Regions from separate parts of the Homo sapiens genome. Here all the other regions are linked to region 2. A link is a contact called in ENCODE Hi-C or POLR2A ChIA-PET data. All regions are on one chromosome and are shown on one strand. Each heading gives the region's core, a stretch centred on a gene start or an enhancer-like site at or near the end of the contact. The rest is flanking DNA. Distances are from core to core; before and after follow the strand shown.

Region 1 (3,599 bases), core at 798-3,297, 1.5 Mb before region 2:
TGACTCCCTAGTGCCTACATGCCAATGTCTGCCAATCCAGCTTTGCTGCTACCTCCACAGCTCCCATATCTAAACCTCTCCTGAGACCCGACTGTTTCCGCTCAGTCACCAAATACAGAGGGCATATCCTCATCATGAAATCTCTGCTCAGCGCTCCAACCCCTGAATTTCCAACCTCATCTTTCTCCTCCTCCTCCAAAAACCCTTCCAGGACACCCAGGCCCAGGACCTCCAAGCTCCCACAGCACTGACTGTGAAGGGGGACTGGAGGCCAAGTTCTAGAAGTCTTGCAAAAAATATCTCTGAAGAAATGCATTCATTCATTCATACAGCCACTCATTTAGTCACTCAAGCAACAGATCTGTATGTAACACCTACTATGTGTTGGGCACTGTGCTTGGCGCTGGGGAACACAGTGAAGTGGGGCAGTGGCGGGGATATACAGTACTGCTCTCAGGGAGTCACAGTCCAACTGGGAGACCAACCTAGAGTCTGGTCATGGCCTAGAGCATGATATTTGCTTTGATGGAGAGCAGCTTGGGGTTCATGACCCTAGTGGATGGCACCTAGCCCAGATGGAGGCAGGTCTCTGCTTTCCCCTCTGTAGAATGGGTTTAATAAGAGCACCTACCCCAAAGAGATGTTGTAAGGATTAATTTCATCCATTAATTTGTTCAATAAATATTTGTCAAGCTCAAACTCCGTGCTGGGGTGCTGGGGACACACAGCCCTGCCCTCTGCAGAGTGACAAGAAAGAGTATTTGGGATAACATTGGCTGGTGGTAATTGCTGTAAAGAAAAAAAGAAAGTGGTGTGTAGGCCCTCAGTGTGGTGAGGTGTGTAGCCAGGGCTTGGGGATGTAGCACCTGCTGTACAAAGGTCTGGGAGAATGTAGCGATTCAGGGTGTGCAGGGGGAAGTGAGTAGTTATGATCATGAGTCTGTGGTAGACATCGCCCCATCCTTGCATTTGCATCTCTAGGTTTCTACAGAAGAAAGGGGGCAAGGTGATGGAGAGAATTTCATGGGCGGAAATTGTTCTACAGGAGCTGGGGAGGTAGGCTGGCAGGGCTGAGCCGGCTACTTGGTGGGAGGTTGCAACAGCCTCAGGACGGGTGGAGGACTGCAGGGGAACTGGAGCCCAAGGGGGTTTCCTTCCAGGGTGAAGGGGAAAAGCAAGGCTGGGCACTTTGGGAACTTCTCAGGGAAACCCTCTCCTGTACCCTAGGGGACCTGGGCTCCATTCTGGAAAGGCAGAATACATGACCTCCATCACGTTTTGGGTCTGCACTCATTAAGCACTTACTAGATGCCAGGCACTGTAGAGTCTCCATCTCAGATCCTTACAGCACCCCTGTAAAGCAGAGGCTATTTATCCCCATTCTACAGATGAAGAAATGGAGGCTCAGGGAGGTAAAGTGATTTGTCCAAGGTCATGGTTGCGTACCAGTCAATGGCCTGAACAGAGACTTGAACCCAGGTCTAGGTGATGGCAAAGTTGATGCTATTTCTCCTTTTGATATACCCCAACTGTCTAAAGCAGCCCTTTTTTTTGCTAGGCTTCTTGGTGTTTGAAAATTTACCACTCATTCCTAGGAGCTAAAGGTTCCTGGGTTCCTCCTTGGGGCACATGTCTAGGAGCAGGATCTCGATCTGGTGGCAGAGGGGCAGCAGCTGCTCCGTCTGGCATACAGTAGGTGCTCAGTAAGTCTGCGGGGCAGGCAGGACAAGCCTGGGTTGGAAGGAGGTCCAGTTTCTTGGGAGTGAGAGCCTCAAGACCAACTTCACCTGAAGGACAAATGAGAGGTGGCCGAATCACTGCCAGCTACTTCAAGAAGCCCCTAGGACACTCCAGCCAAGGTGCCTTGGTCCCTTTTCTAAGTCGCCTGCCCACCCTGCCCAAGCTCCTGCGGGGAGTGTGCCCACTGTGACTCATCCACGCCCAGCCCTGCCCAGCTCTCACTGGGGCAGCAGTAGGCACACATACTCGTAAAAGTCTGAATAAGTGAAGACTGGGAAATTGCACCAGGGAAAAACTACTTATTTCTTCCTCTTTTGAATTGGGGAGGGGAAATGTTGCGGGGGAAATGAGGTCAGTGACGTGGTGAGCATTTCATGCTCCTTACTGATGAGCAGAGGGCCGGTATCACGTGCTGCCTTCCTAGGGAGGGCTGGGTAGTGCGTCAAGGAAATGGGCCCAGAGCTGTGTCTCGTCCAGTCTAGCAGGAAACTGCCCATCTCACTGTGTCACTCCCTTCTCTGTCCTTGCTCTAAGCCTCTACCCTGACTGCCCTTGCTCTGAGCTGAAATCTCACTAATGAGAAAAAAATGTGCTGGTTTATGCCTCTGTGGGCTGGCTGGGCTGGTAGGTCCCAGGGGGCAGCATGGCCTGGAGGAAACCGAGTGCACGGGGCAAGGATGATGTGCACGAGTGGTATGTGACTCCCAGGGCTCACAGCCTCATGCAGCCCCTCCCTCTGAGAGTATAGATGGGGAAACTGAGGCCTGAGAAGGCGAGAGATGTGCCTGAGGTCACACAGAGAATCCGTGGCCCTCAGCACAAGCACCCAGTTTGCTGGTACTTTAAAGATAAAAATAAACAAACTTTATAAATGGAAAAGATGAATAAAAGAAGAAACGAAGTATAAGGAATATGATAAATATAATAAAAATTACACACAATCTTGGCGAGGCACAGTGGCTCATGCTAGTAATCCTAACACTTTGGGAGGCCCAGATGGGCAGATCATTTAAGGTCAGGAGTTCAAGACCAGCCTGGCCAACATGGTGAAACCCCATCTCTACTAAAAATACAAAAATTAGTTGGGCATGGTGGTGCGCGCCTGTGGTCCCAGCTACTTGGGAGGCTGAGGCACGAGAATCACTTGAACCCAGCAGGCGGAGTTTGCAGCAAGCTGAGATCACGCCACTGCACTCCAGCCTGGGTGATGCAGCCAGACCAAGACCTTGTAACAACAACAACAAAAGTAAAACAATCAGTATTCCTTAAAAAAAAAAAAAATTGCACACAATCCCATCATCCATGAAACTCCTTTAAACATTTTGGTTTCTTCCCTCCTTTCTGAGTAGTTTTTTAAAATTATCTTCAATCATTTATTTATTTATTGTATTTTCTTTCTTTCTTTTTTTCTTTTTTGAGACGGAGTCTCGCTCTGTCATCCAGGCTGGAGTGCAGTGGCGTGATCTCGGCTCACTGCAAGCTCCGCCTCCCGGGTTCACGCCATTCTCCTGCCTCAGCCTGCTGAGTAGCTGGGACTACAGGCGCCCGCCACCATGCCCGGTTAATTTTTTTTTTTTTTTTTGTATATTTAGTAGAGATGGGGTTTCACCGTGTTAGCCAGGATGGTCTCGATCTCCTGCCCTCATGATCCACCCACCTCGGCCTCCCAAAGTGCTGGGATTACAGGCGTGAGCCACCTGCGCCCGGCCCTATTTATTGAATTTTCTAGAGATAGGGTCTTGATCTATTGCCCTAGAGCTGGGATCTAGATCCAGAGAACCAGCAATCTGAGAAAGCTGTTACCTCTCCAGCCTAAGATTTCATTTGAAAGCGTTTCATGGCTGGAAGTGTCTTTGAGA
Region 2 (3,577 bases), core at 1,046-3,545:
AAGGCATGCTGGCAGCCACCAGAAGCTGGAAAAGGGAAGGAGCAATTCTCTGCTAGAGACTCCAGAGGGAGCCCGGCCCTGCTGCCACCTTAATTTTGGCCTAGTGATACTGATTTTGGACTTCTAGCCTCTAGAGTTGTGACAGAATAAACTTCTGTTGTCAGGGTTGGGATAATTTGTTACAGCAGCCACAGGAAACTAATATAGCCAGTCACTTTGGATTAATGAATTAATAACCGGAAAGACAACTACTGGCTACTCTGTTAACCAACCATCTAGTATCCATTCTGGTTCACCGTGCCACTTCTGATTTAACATCCTTTATTTTCCTTTTGCATTCTATTGAATGCCAGGTGGCCCATAGCTTTTCTCTTAAAATGGTGATTTCTATGTCAGTGTTTTGATGGTGGATGGAACAGTGGGGTCTCCCTATTTTCTTCATAGATACCCCAGATAATTTCGATGCATGGATCCAGTTGGAAGGTATTAATCTAGGTAAGGGGTGCAGAAGTCTGATGACTTTGCTCCACAACAGAGAATACTACTTTGATGACAGGCACGTGGTATCTCCCAGATCTAGGGTCTCTTTTCCTTGAATAGCGGAAGAAATAAGCAAACCCTTGAGGTTTGATTTATTTCCTTATTTTCTTAAGCCCTGTCACTTCTCAAGGCCTTAATAAAATTTACTCTAATGAGGTGATCTTCATTTGTTTACTATAACCGACTCGATCATCAGCTATAGCCTCATTCTTTTTTTTTTTTTTTTTTTTGATACTGAGTCTCGCTCTGTCACCCAGGCTGGAGAGCAGTGGGGCATCTTGGCTCACTGCCAGCTCCGCCTCCCGGGTTCACGCCATTCTCCTGCCTCAGCCTCCGGAGTAGCTGGGACTACAGGCGCCCGCCACCACGCCTGGCTAATTTTTTGTATTTTTAGTAGAGACGGGGTTTCACTGTGTTAGCCAGGATGGTCTCGATCTCCTGACCTCGTGATCCACCCGCCTCGGCCTCCCAATGTGCTGGGATTACAGGCTGAGCCACCGCGCCCGGCCTAGCCTCATTCTTTTACAATAAGATAACATGATATATGTTGATACAACACGTTTTCTTTCTTTTTTGAGATGGAGTCTGTCTCTGTCGCCCAGGCTGGCGAGCAGTGGGGCGATCTTGGCTCACTGCAAGCTCCGTCTCCTGGGTTCACGCCATTCTCCTGCCTCAGCCTCCGGAGTAGCTGGGACTACAGGCACCCGCCACGTCGGCCGGCTAAATTTTTGTAGTTTTAGTAGAGACGGGGTTTCACCGTGTTAGCCAGGATGGTCTCGATCTCCTGACCTCGTGATCCACCTGCCTTGGCCTCCCAAAGTGCTGGGATTACAGGCGTGAGCCACTGCGCCCGGCCAACACGTTTTCTTAAGATTAAACCTGTTACATAAATGATCGTTCATAATTTTTGGAAGCACACCTGCCCTTAGTATCCTGTTTTTCCACTGGGTGCTTTCTGCAGATGGCCAACGTAGCCATCACATTCGGATTCTTCCTGACTTCATTCTCAGAGGATTACTTTATCTTGAAGTGCTGAAGGCTCCAGGCACCATCTATAACGACAACTCCCAACTTTCCAGCTCATCTCCAGCCTGTGCTTCTCCCCGACTCAACTCATTTTCAACCACGTGCTAGGCCTCCACCCTTGGATGTCGAAGAGCCATCTCCAGTTCCACCCAGTTCATCTTCATCAGAACATCTATGAGTCGTCGTCTCTGCAGTCCATTTGTTTGCCCGCTTGGGAACAGCAAGCTCCTTAAGGGCAGGACTACTACCGCGCTCTCAGAGGCGCTGCACTGGAACATCGCGGGCACAGGGCAGCGTTGGTCACTGCTCCTGGGTACTAGGGCAGCAAATAAACCCAGCAGCTGCGTCTGTCTGCCTGGAGTTGGATCTTTTTGGTATAGATCCAAACGTAGAAGTATAAGGTCTACGTTTATGTACTTGTCAGATATTTAATGACCTCCAACGATAGACATGCCCCCCCAACACCTCCTTCAGTCTTTTTGATTCTTTGAGAATCTTTGAACCACGCAGGATCCTAGCCCTAGGGTGCGGTCGGACTTGCCGCGACGCCAGCCGCCGGGGTTCCTTCCCGAGGCGCCGCCATGGGATCCGCGGTGACCTACGAGGGGCGGCTGGGTGGTGGCCATTGGGCGACGGCGCAGGGTCAAGGGCCGGGCTCTGGGATCGTGGGGAGACCGGGGGTCCCGGAGCCCCCCAGCCCCGCAGGCCACTGCCTCGCCGCCCGACGTCACTTCCGACTGGAGTCAAGATGGCGGCGGCGCGGCCGCGGGCGCCGGGGCCGGCGAAACAGCGGCGGCGGCGGCGGCCCTCGGTGCTCTGAGGCGCTGGCGCGGCGGGCGCGGGTAAGGAGTGGCGCGGGTGGGCGGCCTCTGGGCTCGCGCCGGGACGCTGGTCCCTCCCCCCGAGGAGCGCGGCGGCGACGGCGGCGGCGACACGCTGGGGACCCGGCGCCGCAGGGATGGCCGGGTCGGCGGACGCGCCCCCTCAGAGGTCCCGGGCGTGCCGGGGGCCCCGGGACGAGGCGCGGGCCTCCGGGTCGGTGGCCCCGCGGGTGGGTGGCGGCGCCGGGCTCCTCCTTGTCGGCCGTGGGGTCCCTGCGGCGAAGTTCGGGATTCGGTTTGTCGCCGTGAAGAGCCGCGCGCCCCGCGGGGGACGCGTGCGGGCTGCAGAGACTGGCCGGGTGCGGGCGGCGGTGGGGCCACCTGGGGCCCCACGTGGGGCCGGGCGCCGTCCCAATTGTCAAGCCGCTGTGCTTTTCTCTTTTGTGTTCCCACTGAGTGTGTCTTGCACATTTGCACTCCAAATTTGTTTTGTGTCTTGCGTCTTTGTGTTTCCCAAATAGTTTTTGTGTGGTTTTAACCTGGAGATTGTCTCCCTCAATGTTCCCATAGACCCACGGGTGTATGTGTGTGTGTGCGCACGCGCGCGTGTGTGTGTGTTACAGACGTGCAACTCTGTTACTAATTTTGCTAATAAAGCTATCAATGAACCTCTTTTGATGGTGGTAAGTGAGACATGAAGTAAACCTAACAGGTCAGTGTCATTCCCCAAACCTTCGTGGTTCTTTCGATCCACGCGTGAGCCACCGACCCTCCGGGCTTGTAGCTTTGTGTCGGGCTGTGAGCTGCGGCAAAGACCCCATAGTTAACCGGGAAGTCCTGATTTCCTTAACTACGCAGCTGAAATTTCCCCTAACAGAAATTTCGTGCTGGCCCCTCACTTTTCTTTTAGTGTTGTATTGAGATTTTGGGTGTATTTGAGACGTGGAACGTCTTTTGCTGAATCCCAGTAGGTCCTTAGATCCCTTTAACCAGACACTAGAAGAATCATTTTTACCCCAGAACTCGACTAAAATGTTTAAGTTTTTGTTTACTCCAGGTTTATTAAAAGTGACCGAAACTTTTAACAACAAATGGAACTCTTCAATGATTTCTTTTACAATGGTACACACTTCGCCTCGGTTTGATCAGTTGTGTCCAAGTATTAGAAAAATGTAGGCCTTTTAAAAAAA
Region 3 (3,243 bases), core at 149-2,648, 1.8 Mb after region 2:
TTGTGCCCAGATCGCAGTTGACTGTTCCAAACTCGAGTGTCTGATCCAACCAAGCCCACCTTACACAGTCTTCCATTCCCTCTTCCCTCCCTCCCACCCTAACACCTCCCACACAGAAAAAAAAAAAAACGGCAGAAATCTAGTCCTGTAAACTCCCATCGTTCTGAACGGTTCATTTTCACATTTCAAAAATAATCGTTTCTGTTTACTGAGCATTTGCTAAGTCCCAGGCATCGTGCTAGCCACTTTTCATGCTTATTTCACTTATCCTTAACTACAATCCTGCCAGGAAAGTATTCCCACCCCCCGCCGGTTTTACAGATGTAGACCCTAGGGTTCAGGGAAACGAATGTTTAAGGTCACTTGGGTACTAAGTGGCCGAGGCAGGCAGGATTGAAACCCGAACCTGACTCTGTAAGCCACACTCTTAAGAATCCACCTTAGAATATAATCTCTTGAGCACCAAAACCTCAGCCCCATTCGTTCACTTCTACGAATATTTATTGAGCCTGTAGTCAAACACTAAGAACATGAAGGTGAACAAAACAAAATCCCTGCTTTTAGAGTTTACATTCCAGTGGAAGGATCAGGTGATAAACTATATCAATAAATAAGACATACTATGTTAGATAGTGATAAATGCAAAGAGAAAAAAATAAAAACAAGACAGGGAGATATGAAAGCTCTTTATATCCGCAAGGGATCTATCTCATTGGCTCAAAGAAAGTTTCCTTCACTTACCTGTGCCTTATCCCTCTCTCCACCCCCACCGCCCTTTCCCCGTGCTTAAGGCACAGACTGGTACATTCTTGGGTGGAGCTCGGTTTTCGGTAAACGGGATTAAAAGTCCTGGATTCTCTCAAAAAAAAAAAAGATAAGTAAACAAAAATAAAAGGAATGCTGGATTCTAGGCCTTGGGCAAATCTCTGCCCCTCTCTGGACCTCGGTCTCCCTATCAATATTGCAGGAGTTGGAGAGTTAAAGAATCCCTAAGGTCACTTCCAATCTGACGCTCTAAGGTTCTACGAATAGGGTTAAAGAGAATAGGGACCAGAGAGTGCGTCCCCATCCTAGCAACTGTTGCTAGACGAGGGCCATCTCCCGGTAGGAGCGGAAACACCTTCCTGGATCGAGGAGGTCCTTCTGGTATCCCATCATGCATAGCGACTTCGCCTCGCTAGGAGGCACGTTTTGGCCTCTTTGGTCACGATCAGCCTTTTGGCTGCAACCAAAGAGCGCGCCTCGTTTCTATAGCAACCACCCCAGGTCCACGCCTAGACGGCGAGTGGCAAGGGTCAAAATAGATTCGCCCAGTAGACGCCCTCGACCTGTTCGGTCCTCGCCTTCAGTGCGATAGACCTTTAAGCGTCACGTGACTCCCCTCGGGCTTGTCCCCTCCTCTTTCCCCTCCCCAGGCCCAGGCGAGCGCTGGTGTGGACGGGAAGCTCCCGGCCCGGCGAACTAACTGGAGCACGGAGCTGCAGCCGGTTGGGCCGGTGTACTTTCCCGGTAACTCCTTCCCGGCGTGACGCGCGGAACCGCGGACGCGGCGGGGCCAGGCCGACTCAGGGATTTCCCCTCAGTTCCTTCTCGTTTCCAGTCACTGCTGGCCCCGGGGGGAGCCGGGAGCCAACAGGGCCGGGCCCTGGGCTCTCGGAGGGCGGCGGGGGAGGGGGCTGTCTCCTGCAGGGTTGCGACCTCCGGCAGGAGCGCGAGGCGGGGCTTAGACCTGGAGCTTGTCTCTGGGAGCTTCTTCCTGGTCCTGGATATGCTGCCCAGAGAGCTGGCAGCCTACCTGTTGGGCAGGTGTTTGCTGCTCCGAGGTCGGCGCCGTCTATCTCGCATGTCAGCTAAAGAACTTCCCAGACCACCGCCACTTCGGCCCTCTAGCTGGAAGGAACTGACATGGTTAAATAAGGCAGCGATCGTACTGCATGGTAGAAATAATAGCACTAACGACCATTTGTTGACTGTTGACTCTGGGCTCAGTAAACCCTTTACATGCATTTAGTCCCCACATGATGATCCTTCAAGGTGGTAGTATTCATTCCCATTTTATGAATAAGGACGCTGATGCTTAGTAAGTTTAAATAATTTGCCCAAGGTAATAAAGTAGTGGAGAATAGATCCTAGTCTTCAACCCATATGCTTAACCAGTAGCTACATTGCCTTCACGTGTTTTCTAGGATATAATAGGTTGCCTTAACAAAGAAGAAACTGGTTTGTTTTAGGATTTTATTCAGCACGTATGCAATTTTAAACGTTGGTCATCAGATTAGTCAATTTTGTGAGGACTCCCAGGCGGCATTAAACTTGCACTTACGGAAATCCACCACTGTTATAGCTTTGCCCTTCTTCAGTAAGGTGTCACAGAAGACACTTGAACCTTAAAACTGTATTAACTTGTGAGAAATCAAGATAAATGTGTTCCTTGAAAAAAAACATTGTAGGGTATAACAGCAATCATAATTGTGGAGTATAAATATCTGCAGTTCCAGCACTACCCTGTTCATTAACCAGCCAGGATTATTTCCAAAATTCACAATGAATTAAGTCACTGTACTCACCAGAGATGGAGCTTGAAACTTTTAAAGACCACGCCTGCTATTTGGTCTTTGCCGTTAATTCTTCTTCACATGTAAAACTAAATTTTTTCTTGCCGCTTTTTCTCATCTGAGGTTTCCATTAATAATGACCATATTGGCCGGCGCGATGGCTCACGCCTGTAATCCCAACACTTTGGGAGGCCGAGGCGGGTGGATCACCTGAGGTCAGGAGTTCAAAACCAGCCTGGCCAACATGGTGAAACCCTGTCTCTACTAAAAATACAAAAAATTAGCTAGGCAGGGTGGCGCATGCCTGTAATCCCAGCTACTGGGGAGGCTGAGACAGGAGACTTGCTTGAACCTGGGAGGGGGAGGTTGCAGTGAGCTGAGATCCCATCATTGCACTCCAGCCTGGGCAACGAGTGAAACTCCGTCTCAAAAAAAAAAAACAAAAAAACACCATATTACTAATGATTAAAGAGCAGCTTCTCATTTTCTTGTTTGAATGGTGTGGTGAGAAAGAATAGAATTGAGGCATACTGCGTCTTAACTACACAGTTTTTTGAGAGTGTTTCACGTCCATGTTTGTACTTATTTAATGCCCAAGAATGCCACAACTATCTCATTTTGTAGTTTTGTACATGGTAAATCTTACAGTTTCATGAGTTTGTTTAACATGTACTCAATGAAGTATTCT
Region 4 (3,458 bases), core at 586-3,085, 1.3 Mb before region 2:
GTTAGAATTGTCATCGGGTTCTTTCTAAAGGCTGTGTGAAAGAAAAGAGCAAGCCAGGTGCGGTGGCTTACACCTGTAATCCCAGCACTTTGGGAGGCTGAGGCGGGCGGATAACCTGAGGTCGGGAGTTCGAGATTAGCCTGACTAACTTGGAGAAACCCCATCTCTACTAAAAATACAAAATTAGATGGGCATGGTGGTGCATGCCTGTAATTCCAGCTACTTGGAAGGCTGAGGCAGGAGAGTCGCTTGAACCTGGGGAGGCGGAGGTTGCTGTGAGCCTAGATTGTGCCATTGCACTCCGGCCTGGGCAACAAGAGCAAAACTCCGTCTCAAAAAAAAAAAAAAAGAAAAGAGCGAAAACATCTTTAGTACTGGTTCTTGCCCTAGGACAGAAGTGGCTGTTTGCTGTACCTCTCAGTGGACACTGAAAATGTGGATGTGTCCAGTTGCCTGCTGTCCAGCAACCCTGGAAGAACTTGTGATGGCTTTGTCTTCGTTATGAGAACACTTTGATCTGAACCCCTTTCCTTTTCTGAATCCTTTCCCTTTTTTTTTTTTTTTTAAGACAGTCTCACTGGCTGAAGTGCAATGGCACCATCTTGTCTCACTGCAACCTCTGCTTCTTGGGTTCAGGCAATCCTCCCAACCCGGCCTCCTGAGTAGCTGGGACTACGGGAGCACACCACCACACCTGGCTAAATTTTTTTTTCTCGTAGAGATGGGGTTTCTCTATGTTGCTCAGGCTGGTCTCTAACTCCTGGGCTGAAGTGATCCTCCTGCCTCAGCCTCCCAAAGTGCTGGGATTACAGGCATGAGCCACTGTGCCTGGCGTCTGAGTCCTCCTTCTAAAGGGAACCCACTGCACAGCATCTGGCTGCTGCCAACAAAATGACTGCCCCACCAGTCCCACAGGTGATGAGAGTTTGCAATGGCCTTCACAGCTTAGTACCTTAGTACCTTTTCTCTCCTGGTAACTTAGAATGGAAGCCCCATGGGGGCCCACGCATATCTGCGAGGGTGCACAGGCATGTGGCAGAATGAGCCAGGGGCCACCCTCTTGTTCTGGAGGTGCTGAGAGCCGGCCTGGCTGGGGGCTGTAACTGTCAGGCTGACTCCCAGCCACACTGTCCTCCCTGGAGTAGGTGCTCGAAACCTTTGCTTTTTGCCTTTTCGCTTTAATCTGGAACGCTTGGGGAAAAAAAAAAAACAAAAAAACAAAAAAACAACAACAAAACAGTAGACCAAATGGTGACTGAGTCCCAACCCTTCTTCAGGCCAGATGAAATCATGGTCCCTGCTGGCGCCATTCCTCCATCTCAGAGCCCTCACTTGGGTTCAGACCCTCAGTCACACAGGGAGCCCCGCCACAGCTGAAGTGTTTTGTCAGAGCAAGATTGCAAAGAGTTAACACTTTTGCTTTTTCGGAAAGTTATCTGTGAAGAGTATTAGTTGTTTAATAAAGCGTGCCTGCCCTCCCGATGAACCCGCCAGTGACTCTGCAGCTGGGGTCATTCCAAGTTCACGCAGTGGACTTTTGACTGCCTTCTGTGTCTGTGAAAACAGTCGGCAGCTCCTGCGGGGATCATTCATTCAGGCCTGTAACACAAAACTATTGCCAATGGGCACCTGCTGGGGCAGCTTCCCGGGAGGGCTGGGAGGAAGATACCAAACTCATCAGGCATCTGTGGAGATAAGAGCGGCAGGGGATCCACTGGGATCCCGCTAATCAGGCCTGCACTTAGACCCCACTGCCTGGCCAACAGGCTGGTGTCAGAATGTATTAGGCAGCCCTGGCCAGGATAGGATGTGAGCTAATTAAAGGCCTTTTACAAAGAGGAGGAGGTAGGGGGTGGGGAGAGAGAGAGAGTGAGAGAGAGAGAGAGAGAGTGTGTGTGTGTGTGTGTGTGGAGGAGGAGGAGGAGGAAAGAAGTTTGAAGTGCATTCCCCAAATTTCCAGCACATTCTTTATTCCTCTGTTTTATCCCTCAAAACAGAAGAAAACAAATTAGAGGCTGAGCATTTGGTTATTTCTAACCTGAAATTGTCATTCATTGTGCCTGATGCCGTATTGGTTTTAACTGCTATTTTTGTGGAATTACATATACTGTGAAAGACATCTTTTGCCGCAGTCTCCCTGGGAACATCCTGTTGTTGAAATGCCGTTGGTCAGCTGCTTGAATTTTGCCCTTTTCTCTGACTTTGACACATCAAGGCAAAAATAGGTACCTATTTGTGGTGTGTTCTAGGTTTCTCCCTTTTGCTTGGAAAATCCACTTGCCAGCTGTGAAGGGTGCTGCTGGGAGGATGAAATGAGTCAGTGCACAGCGTGTGCTCTTAAAGTTTGGTGGTTGAGGTGGCGGTGGTAGCAGCTTGGCTCTGTGGTTTAAAATGCCACAGCATGCACTATCTTGAAAATACTCAGTAGTCCTAGCATACAACTGGGTTTTAGTTACACCTACTTAAGGAAGAAAGCTCATTTGAAAGTGTTTGATTTTCCTGTACTTTCGTTTGTTTATTTAGCCTGTGTATTCCCCCCACCCCCAGTAAGCAGCAAACTAACTTATTTATAGGCCTCAGGTATGTTTAAATCTGTGGTATTTTCTTAATCAGCCTGATAATGATACATTTTTGAAAGCAGTTTTGTTCACACATAAACCTAAGCCTTTATTATATTATTCTGATACATTCCACATAAGCTTGTCTGTGCACAAAGAAACATTTAGATTAATCTTGTACTACATGGTAACAATCCTAGGAAATTCCAATCAAAAGCCAACAACCTGTTTCCTTCATTCTGGACTGTTGGTGGGTTTGTTTTTGTCTGTGGTCTGATAAGGAGTAACAACAATGTTAATTTTGTATTTCCTTGGCATTTGTCTCACATAATCTTTTGTCAAAGTTGACCAGTAGGCTTGTCAGGCTTGCCATGCAGTTTATGAAATAAATAGTTACAATGGAGTAGTTAACTTAGCCCTGCGGAATATGTTAGTGTATCCTTACCGTAAGTGTTTAAAATGTTAATTACATTTATCTTTATTTCTCAGCATTGCTATACAGAAAACATGGGATAGACACTGATACTGATTGCCCAGTTGAAATAAGTTTTGAATTTAGTAACTGAATGGATAGCTTTAAAAATGGTACTAATATTTTGGGAGACTGAGGTGAGCAGATTGCTTGAACTCAGGAGTTCGAGACCAGCCTGGGCAACATGACCAAAAAAAAAAAAAGTCTAAAAAATACAAAAATTAGCTGGGCGTGGTGGCACCCGCCTGTAGTCACACCTACATGGGAGGCTGAGGTGGGAGGATCATCCGAGCCTAGGAAGTTGAGGCTGCAGTGAGCTGTGTTTGCACCATCACATTCCAGCCTGGGTGACAGAGCAGGACCCTGTCTGAACAACAACAACAAAAAGATACTCATATTTATTGACTGCTTCACTATGTGCCAGGTAC

Evidence for each region. Hi-C counts contacts between places; a loop is a spot of excess contacts on that map. ChIA-PET counts read pairs that join two places held with the same protein, here RNA polymerase II (POLR2A). Pooled maps may share reads with other maps.
Region 1: a loop to region 2 is called in a pooled map, with 5 times the contacts of the local background. The contact joins the enhancer-like site here to the promoter of PRDM2 in region 2. A Hi-C loop is called at or near these places in 2 of 37 single-sample maps with no recorded cell type and 2 of 50 pooled maps. POLR2A ChIA-PET finds 5 or more read pairs at or near these places in 1 of 52 experiments (GM12878).
Region 3: a loop to region 2 is called in a map with no recorded cell type, with 24 times the contacts of the local background. The contact joins the promoter of DNAJC16 here to the promoter of PRDM2 in region 2. A Hi-C loop is called at or near these places in 5 of 37 single-sample maps with no recorded cell type and 8 of 50 pooled maps.
Region 4: a loop to region 2 is called in a pooled map, with 5 times the contacts of the local background. The contact joins the enhancer-like site here to the promoter of PRDM2 in region 2. A Hi-C loop is called at or near these places in 1 of 37 single-sample maps with no recorded cell type and 2 of 50 pooled maps. POLR2A ChIA-PET finds 5 or more read pairs at or near these places in 1 of 52 experiments (BJ).

The regions. Positions count from the first base shown.
Region 1 is chr1:12,151,309-12,154,907 of GRCh38, forward strand. No RefSeq gene overlaps it. Among named protein-coding and RNA genes, the nearest start is that of MIR7846, 14 kb to the right of the region's middle. Within about 2 kb of position 2,048, at least 23 of the 41 ENCODE cell types and tissues checked have a DNase peak (open chromatin) inside an H3K27ac peak, as active enhancers do; they include GM12878, where a contact is called at or near this core.
Region 2 is chr1:13,697,893-13,701,469 of GRCh38, forward strand. It overlaps PRDM2 (PR/SET domain 2), which reads left to right and starts at 2,296. Exons shown (of 10, transcript NM_001393986.1): 1 at 2,296-2,408. RefSeq lists a silencer at 2,049-2,818.
Region 3 is chr1:15,525,450-15,528,692 of GRCh38, forward strand. DNAJC16 (DnaJ heat shock protein family (Hsp40) member C16) reads left to right here and starts at 1,399. Exons shown (of 15, transcript NM_015291.4): 1 at 1,399-1,509. RefSeq lists enhancers at 1,055-1,558, 1,074-1,173 and silencers at 1,284-1,423, 1,545-1,839, 1,764-1,863.
Region 4 is chr1:12,432,061-12,435,518 of GRCh38, forward strand. All of the region lies in intron 65 of VPS13D (vacuolar protein sorting 13 homolog D), which reads left to right. Among named protein-coding and RNA genes, the nearest start is that of SNORA59A, 73 kb to the right of the region's middle. RefSeq lists an enhancer at 1,427-1,571 and a cis regulatory region at 1,494-1,504. Within about 2 kb of position 1,836, at least 26 of the 41 ENCODE cell types and tissues checked have a DNase peak (open chromatin) inside an H3K27ac peak, as active enhancers do.